2 separate regions of the Homo sapiens genome follow, and region 1 is linked to region 2. A link is a contact called in ENCODE Hi-C data. All regions are on one chromosome and are shown on one strand. Each heading gives the region's core, a stretch centred on a gene start or an enhancer-like site at or near the end of the contact. The rest is flanking DNA. Distances are from core to core; before and after follow the strand shown.

The links. Hi-C counts contacts between places; a loop is a spot of excess contacts on that map. Pooled maps may share reads with other maps.
Region 1: a pooled map shows a loop between it and region 2 (9-fold over the local background). The contact joins the promoter of ARL6IP6 here to the enhancer-like site in region 2. A Hi-C loop is called at or near these places in 3 of 37 single-sample maps with no recorded cell type and 3 of 50 pooled maps.

The regions. Positions count from the first base shown.
Region 1 is chr2:152,717,202-152,720,073 of GRCh38, forward strand. ARL6IP6 (ARF like GTPase 6 interacting protein 6) reads left to right here and starts at 1,419. Exons shown (of 4, transcript NM_152522.7): 1 at 1,419-1,823. The coding sequence starts at 1,424. It overlaps PRPF40A (pre-mRNA processing factor 40A), which reads right to left and starts at 260. Exons shown (of 26, transcript NM_001365597.4): 1 at 29-260. The coding sequence starts at 238. RefSeq lists enhancers at 1-259, 808-1,513, 980-1,049, 1,070-1,159, 1,390-1,589 and 2 more and a silencer at 660-759.
Region 2 is chr2:149,017,891-149,022,421 of GRCh38, forward strand. The region is part of intron 25 of KIF5C (kinesin family member 5C); the gene reads left to right. Among named protein-coding and RNA genes, the nearest start is that of LYPD6B, 19 kb to the right of the region's middle. Within about 2 kb of position 2,586, at least 5 of the 41 ENCODE cell types and tissues checked have a DNase peak (open chromatin) inside an H3K27ac peak, as active enhancers do.

The DNA of each region.
Region 1 (2,872 bases), core at 169-2,668, 3.7 Mb after region 2:
CCTTCCCCCTGCCCCACTGATCCCTTACCGAGGGCCGTCTCCTCAGGAAGCCGTCAGCAGAGACCCAAGAGCCGGAGCAGAGGCTTGAGCCGGACAATCTCCGCTCCCCGTCCCCAGGACCCTGCGAGGGAGGATGGCTCTCCATTTCACTCACCATGAGGCCTCCACGCTCAGCTCCCGTCCCCGGCCTCATCGTCGGGCTCAGACTGCTCCGCCGGCGGCCACTGCCGCTACACATACCAACAAGAAGCGATCTGAGTGGCTGGCGCCCACTGGGGCTAAAGGTTAAAGGCTGCCCTGCGCTACGGGGCGGGATCAGCGGGGCCAACAGGCTGACGGGCTTCCCCGCTGTCCAATCAGAATGCGCCGCCGACACGCAGCTCTGCGGCGATTCGCCCCCAGCCTCAGCCTCACTCGGCGTCGCCTGCATGGGGGGGGGGGAGGAGGAGGACGGAGGAAGTTTCTGCGCCGAGTCCTCCGTCGGGAAAACTCTACCAACTTCCCCAGGGGAAGGGAAGACAACAGTGTCCCAGCTTCCCGAGCTTAGACCGCCTCACCCCGTAGGGGGTGGGGCAGTGGGGGTCTGCCACCTTCACCCTCCCCGCCCGAGTTACGTACGCCCCACAAACCTGAGGCCGCCAGGGGTAGGGTGGAGGGGGCGGGGGTAAGCAGCCTGTAGTGTTAGCGGTGGCTGGGACCGAATGCGCGCGCGCGGTGCTCGAGGCGGAGGGGAGGAGGCGGGGAAGGCGAAAGGAGGGGTTCGGAGGAGAGGGTTCGATCTCCGTACGCACCAGGTGGAGAGCGCGCGCCTGGGGAAGGAGGCGTGTCGAGTAGCGGGAGGGAAGTTGTAGTACGGGTGGGGAGAACCACACTAAAGGGAGATGGGGGTGAGCAGTTAAGGAACCGCGAGAGCGCCAGGTAGAGAGGTGCCCTTAATGGGGGAACCTGGAGAAGAGTGTGAGCGTAGTGGGGAAGAAGGGAGAAGACAAATAGGTTCGGGAATGTGTCTCCGAGGGCGCGAGCGGGCGCTAGGACCCGGCGTCGAAAAGATGAGGCTTTGGGGCTGTCGGGGCGCGCGCTCCCGTTGGTGACGCGGGGGTGGCGGAGGTCTCCGGCCGGGACGAAGCCCCGCAGGGAGTGGATACTCGACAGCCTTCGGCCTCCGCTCGCTTCTCCCTGCGCGCTTTCCTGCTCCCCTTTCCGGCTACAGCCCTGGGGTCGAGCTCTGGTCGAAGCGCATTCCGCCTCTCCTTTGGCCCTGCGGCTTCCTTTGCAACCCGCCGCCCACCCTTGCTCTCCGTGGTTTACCCCTGGGCTCTGAGGCCTGGTGGTAGCGGCCACTGCCGCGGATTGGCTGTTGCGGACCCGGGGCGGGGCAGGTGGGAGAGGCTCGTTCTCCGCGGGTTTCGTTGTGTTTCGCGCCATGTCGTTTGCTGAGAGCGGGTGGCGGTCGGCTCTGCGGCGCCGCGGTCCCGGCACCCCGGGCCCTGTGGCTCGGCCATCGTATTCCTCCTTTACTCAGGGGGACAGCTGGGGTGAAGGCGAAGTCGACGAGGAGGAGGGATGCGACCAAGTGGCCCGCGACCTGCGGGCGGAGTTCTCGGCTGGGGCGTGGTCAGAGCCCAGAAAGCGCTCGGTGCTCCCGCCGGACGGGAACGGGTCGCCCGTTCTGCCCGATAAGCGCAATGGTATCTTTCCCGCGGCCGCGGGCAGCAGAGCCCAGCCTCGGCGGTGGCCGGTCCAGGTCCTCTCTATTCTCTGCTCGCTGCTCTTCGCCATTCTTCTCGCCTTCCTCCTCGCCATCGCCTACTTGATCGTTAAAGGTATTGAAGCCGACGCCTTGAAAGTCTGTCCAGAGTAAAGTTGAGCCAGGGTGTGGCTCTCGTCTCCACCCATCTCCCTTTCCCTCGCGCTAAGCCCTCAGGCTGGCAGCTGCTTTCACCCAGAGTCCTCATTTGCATCTTACTTTGCTCTCCCGCCCTTTGCCTTTTCTAAGTGGAGCGTCCTGATCCATGATCAGGAGACGTATTTTTAAAAAGGATCGTTTGATTAAATGGGTACTCTTGAAGAAATATCTTCAAGTCCTTGAACACTGGGGATGAAATATTGTGAAGATTAAACAAAATGCGAAACACCCACCATTAAAAGGAGACAGTGAAAAGTGCATATAATTAAAATAGGCCATGTTCAATGGCCTTCATCCACAAATAAAGATGTGCTGTCCACCAATTCCTCTACACAGAATCTTGAGGGACAAAGATTTTCATCGCATAGTCCAAATTTCTTCTTTTATAGGTAAAATAATTAGCCTCTCAGTTTTTAAGTTTGTATCCAGGTGTAGTGCACGGAGTTCTGTTGCAGAAAGTATAGTCCACTCGTCCTCTAATAATTTTGTTTTTCTGTCTGAAGTTGAAATATTGGCCGGTTGAAGTTTATTGCAAGGCATACGGTTGTATAATTTAGTTGGCTAGTGTATATTATAGTGGAAAGAAGCAGAGTTAAGTTTAAATTTCCATTCTCACTAGTTTGTGACCTTTGCCAAGTTACTGAAAAAAAAAAAAAAAAAAAAAAAACAAAAGAACTTTGTTGTATGAAAAGCACCCAAAACATTGTCACTGAAGTGTTATTTTTGTACTTCATTAAATATAATTAAATCTATTTAACTCCAGTTTTTATTTGTCCTCATTGCTTCCCAGCGTTTAGTGGGCTACAGATGGCATGGCATCTAAAACCTTACAATGCTTGATTTTCATACAGAAGACACTTTGGCCAGTTGATGTGGGTTTTACCTCTTCATAAAATGGTAAACTGAATGTGCATAAAATGCAAGCTGTCAGTCTTAAATGATTGGCTGCCAATGTTTCATTTATCA
Region 2 (4,531 bases), core at 1,336-3,835:
TTCACATAATTTAATGAAAGAAGGGCTTTTTCTGAAAATAAAGAGCTAGGTGCAATGCGACCCCGGAGTGCGTTGCTTCTTGTAGAGTTTGGGATGCCTGTTTTTTGTGTGTCGTGGTGTGACTCAATTCTTTCACTCCTGTACTCCCAGCACTCTGAGAGGCTGAGGCAGCAGGATGGCTTGAGCTCAGGAGTTTGAGACAAGCCTGGACAACTTAGCAAGACCTTGTCTTTACTAAAAATAAAAAAATTAGCCAGGTGTGGTAGTGCATGCCTGTAGCTCCAGTGACTTGGAAGGGTGAGCTGGGAGGATCATTTCAGCTGGAGAGTTTGAGGCTGCAGTGAGCTGTGATCATGCCACCACACTCTAGCCTGGGTGACAGAGTGAGATTCTACCTCAAAAATAAATAAACAAATAAAAACAAATACATGAAGATTAGCCTAGTGCCTGGCACTGAACAAGCACTCCGTGCTCATCTGTGTTGTCCTCATCACCTGATCCTGTCTCCTCATTCTACATCCCAAAGAGGCGGGATGAGCTGTCAAGATCCCATAACTATGAGTGGTAGATCCTGGGCTAAGAGCGATGATCTTCTCTGCAACAGTTCTCAAAGTTCTTGGCCTTAGGACCTTTTCTCCTCTTAAAAAGGATCAATAGACTGGGTATGGTGGCTCACGCCTATAATCCCAGCACTTTGGGAGGCCAAGGCAGGAGGATCACTTGAGGCCAGGCGTTTGAAACCAGCCTTAGCGAGACTCTGTCTCAATAATAATAATAATAAAATAAAATAAATTAAAAATTAGCTAGGTATGGCAGCTTACGCCTGTAGTCCCAACCACTTGGGAGGCTGAGGTGGGAAATTGAGCCCAGTAATTTGAGGCTGTGGTGAGCCATGTTTGTGTCACTGCACTCTAGTCTGGGTGACAGAATGACAATCTTTCTCAAAAAAACAAACAAAAAAGGATCAATGAGTTTATATATATATATATGGGTTATATTTATTGATATGTATCATATTAGAAATTAAAGCAAAATATTTAGAATACTGCCGGGTTCATTTAAAAAATAGTAATAAGCCCATACATGTTACCACAAATGTGATTTGTAATGAAAATAACTATTTTCAAAACAAAAAATAGCCAAATGGCATTGTTTTACATTTTTGCAAATCTCTTTGATGCCTGGTTATTTAATAGATGGCAGCTGGATTCCCCCAGCTGTTTCTGCATTCTGTCTGTTGCGGTGTGCTGTTTTGGTTGAAGTATATAAAGATAATCCCCCTTTGTCACACCAGACAAGATTCTTGGCCATTGGACAGCTAAGAAAACTGTGGAATGGGGAAGTTGGGATCATAGTGCCCGTATCACAGGCTTGTCTGGGATTGAATGAGAGAATGTGAAAGAAGAGAGAAAAAAGTCTTAGAAGAATACCTGGCAAAAATTAGGCCCCCGTGCATGTTAGCTAATGTTAAAGTGGTCATGGGGACAGACCTGAAAAGACAGCTGAGGTGGGACTGCAGGGAGAGAGGACAGAAATAACTGTAGGTAGGTGCTGCTATGGCAGAGGACTTTGAAACTGGCAATCTCAACCCAAAGAAGGGAATTGTGGAGCACCCGGAGGCAAGAATTCCTGATTCCATCTACAGCACAGTAGGCTCCTCCACTTTAATACTCCTCAGCTTCATGGTTCTCAGAGTCATAAATTCAGAGCAACTAAAATTGTTCCTCCACAGCAGATTGTACCAAAGCTCCAATGAGATAAATCCACTTCTATTCAGCAGTGATAAGTAGAGTACAATTGGTAATTCTTATAATGTGGGGATTGAATTATAAAAAGGCAAAAGAAAAACTAAAACTATGTACTGTTTGGATTAAGCTTAAATCCACTGCAAGCAATTGCAAAAGCCCAAGTTGGGTGTGAAAACGGTCTCTAAATACTTCTTGCAAAACCCTTGTATAATTAACTTCCTTCATTAGCTTTCCCCACCCCTTCTAAAGAAAGGTGATTTTATTTCCTCCTAAATCTGGTCACACGTTGCCACTTTGAATTACCATCTCCAGTTTGGCAGAGTGCCAGGGGAAGTCCTAGAGCAGGTCAGTTGGTCCAGTCCCCTGCCTCTAAGTGAGTGAGTGGCTACTTGGAAGAGAGTCAACAGGACTGGGTTTTAAAGATTCTCCAGACTCCTCAGTCTCTCTGGGATTAGAACAGACAGAAATGCTTTATCTCAGGGCAAAACCATTTACCTTTAAAATTTATATCTATTTTCTCCCATGAATTTATCTAAGGATATGAAGATCCAGATAGTGGGAAGGATGGATGAGAGCATCCTGCTGGAATCCATGTTTCTTGGGCCTGCTGGAAAGACTTCTCAGCAGACAGGCCTGTAGAGATCCTTAACTGGGGATGAAGAGGAACGCTGCATCCTAGTAAAGAAAGGACCCTTCATTGGCAGAGTTCCTGTGCTTTTCCTCTCCTTTCTCACTCTCCTTGAGGTGACTAAACTAAGCAGGTGGGGCCTCCTTTGTGGCCCCGTGTTTCTTCCAAACTATGAGCCAAAACCTGCTGAATCTTGCCCAGCGGGGATCGGGGGCTTTGACTGAGAGGCCTTCCAGGGGGAAATTGTGTCACTTTATGGTCTGCTGGAGTTATTGAGGCCGCCCCATTGCATTTGTGTCTAGTGCTTGCTGTGTCAACACGGTTTGGCTGCAAACATTGCGTCAGGCCATAATCCCACAATCCAAGGTATGTGCTGGCACCTCTCTGCCTCCAGGCACGCAGAACGGCCATCTCATCCGACCAAGGGGATCTTATCTGACCAGGGGGATAGCGTGCGTGGAGAAATGAACCTGTGAGAAAGTGAAATGGCAGTTTCAGTGGTGGCATTCAGGCAGGCACTCCTATTGGTTTTCAGCTCAGAATGCATTTTAAATAACAACTATGACCATGCTTTTAGGTTTTTCACTTCTAATTCTGGCAATAAGCCCAAAATTTCACCAGAAAGGCCATGTTCTTCCCAAAGACATCTTACTCTCTGTGACTTCTAAAAATGACAGAAATATCACCCTCTAGGGTTGTTTAAGCCCTTCTTAGTTGTGTAGCTTTGCCACTGTGGGTGATTATACCAAATGAGTTCTGTGAATATTTTTTCTTGTCAGTGAAGAGGTGGTTTTGTTTTTGTTTTTGTTTTTTTGAGACTGAGTCTCACTCTGTCACCCAGGCTGGAGTGCAGCAGCATGATCTCGGCTCACTGCAACCTCTGCTTCCCAGGTTCAAGCGATTCTCCTGTTTCAGCCTCCCAAGTAGCTGGGACTACACATACAAGCCACCATGCCGGGCTAATTTTTGTATTTTTAGTAGAGATGGGGTTTCACCATGTTGGCTGGGCTGGTTTCAAACTCCTGACCTCGAGTGATCCACCCGCGTTGGCCTCCCAAACCAAAGTGCTGGGATTATAGGCATCAGCCACTGCACTTGGCCAAGAGGTGGTATTTTTAAAAAGAATGTGTTGTTCTGTTTTTTTTTTTCTATTCAGTTTCTGTTCCGTATTTCTTCTCCCTTTTTCACCCACTTTGCTTGTATCTGCTTTAATAACCCCTTTCTAGACTGAGAATTTTTCTATTTATATGTAACTTACATCCTGCTGATTTATGCAAAATATGTGAGGTTGCTTACAATATTATAACATATAAATCAGAAGAGTGAAGAAAAAAAAGAGCATGGTAGCGGGAATCTGAGATATTACCACAGTTGAGCACCAAATGTTGATATAAGCCTTCTAGAGGCAAAACAGAAAGCATAATGCATAATGTGTCAGGTTACAGAGGGCTTTTTTTTTTTTTTTTTTTAATCAAAAGAGAAGTTGGGCTTTTCTTAGTGGCTGTTGTATTTCCAGTACCAGGTAATTCCATGTATTTCTTAAGGATAAGGCTCTACCTCCCTCTTGTCATCCCTGTCCCCATCCCCTAGAGTACCATGAGCTCTGCACAAAACCTATAGTAAGATCTCAGAGCTAGGGCCTCCAGCCGGTGACAGGAAACAGAGCCTTTCAGTGTCTTCTGAAAGTTGAGCTTACTGATGTTGGGTGCAGGCTGACAGAGGCCATTCAGGCTGGTCTAGACGTTCATCCTGGAGATGCGCCCAGCACCAGCCGAACTTCTGGTGGGAAGTGGAATGAAATGGACAGGGGTGGTCTTTTGGAGAATCTTATTATCCGATGGAGACGAAGCATACCTTTGGGAACTGGGAACCTCTTTCTACAGAGAGTCTGGGTTAGGGGCCTTGTTGCACCTGCTTGCTATCCTAAGTGCAGGCAAATGAGAAATGTTTTAATTTCCCCCTAGGAATGAGAAAATGCATTATGTTACTCTGAATATCCATAGCCTCAACAGATACCGACTTATGGAAGAGAATGTTGAGACTGTCAGGACTAAATACTTAAAGCAAAATCAGGAAATCGGAGGTTGTGCTGTTCATGTGCCACTATCCACATGTGTCTTTTGAGCTCTCAAAATGTGGCTAAGTCCAAATTGAG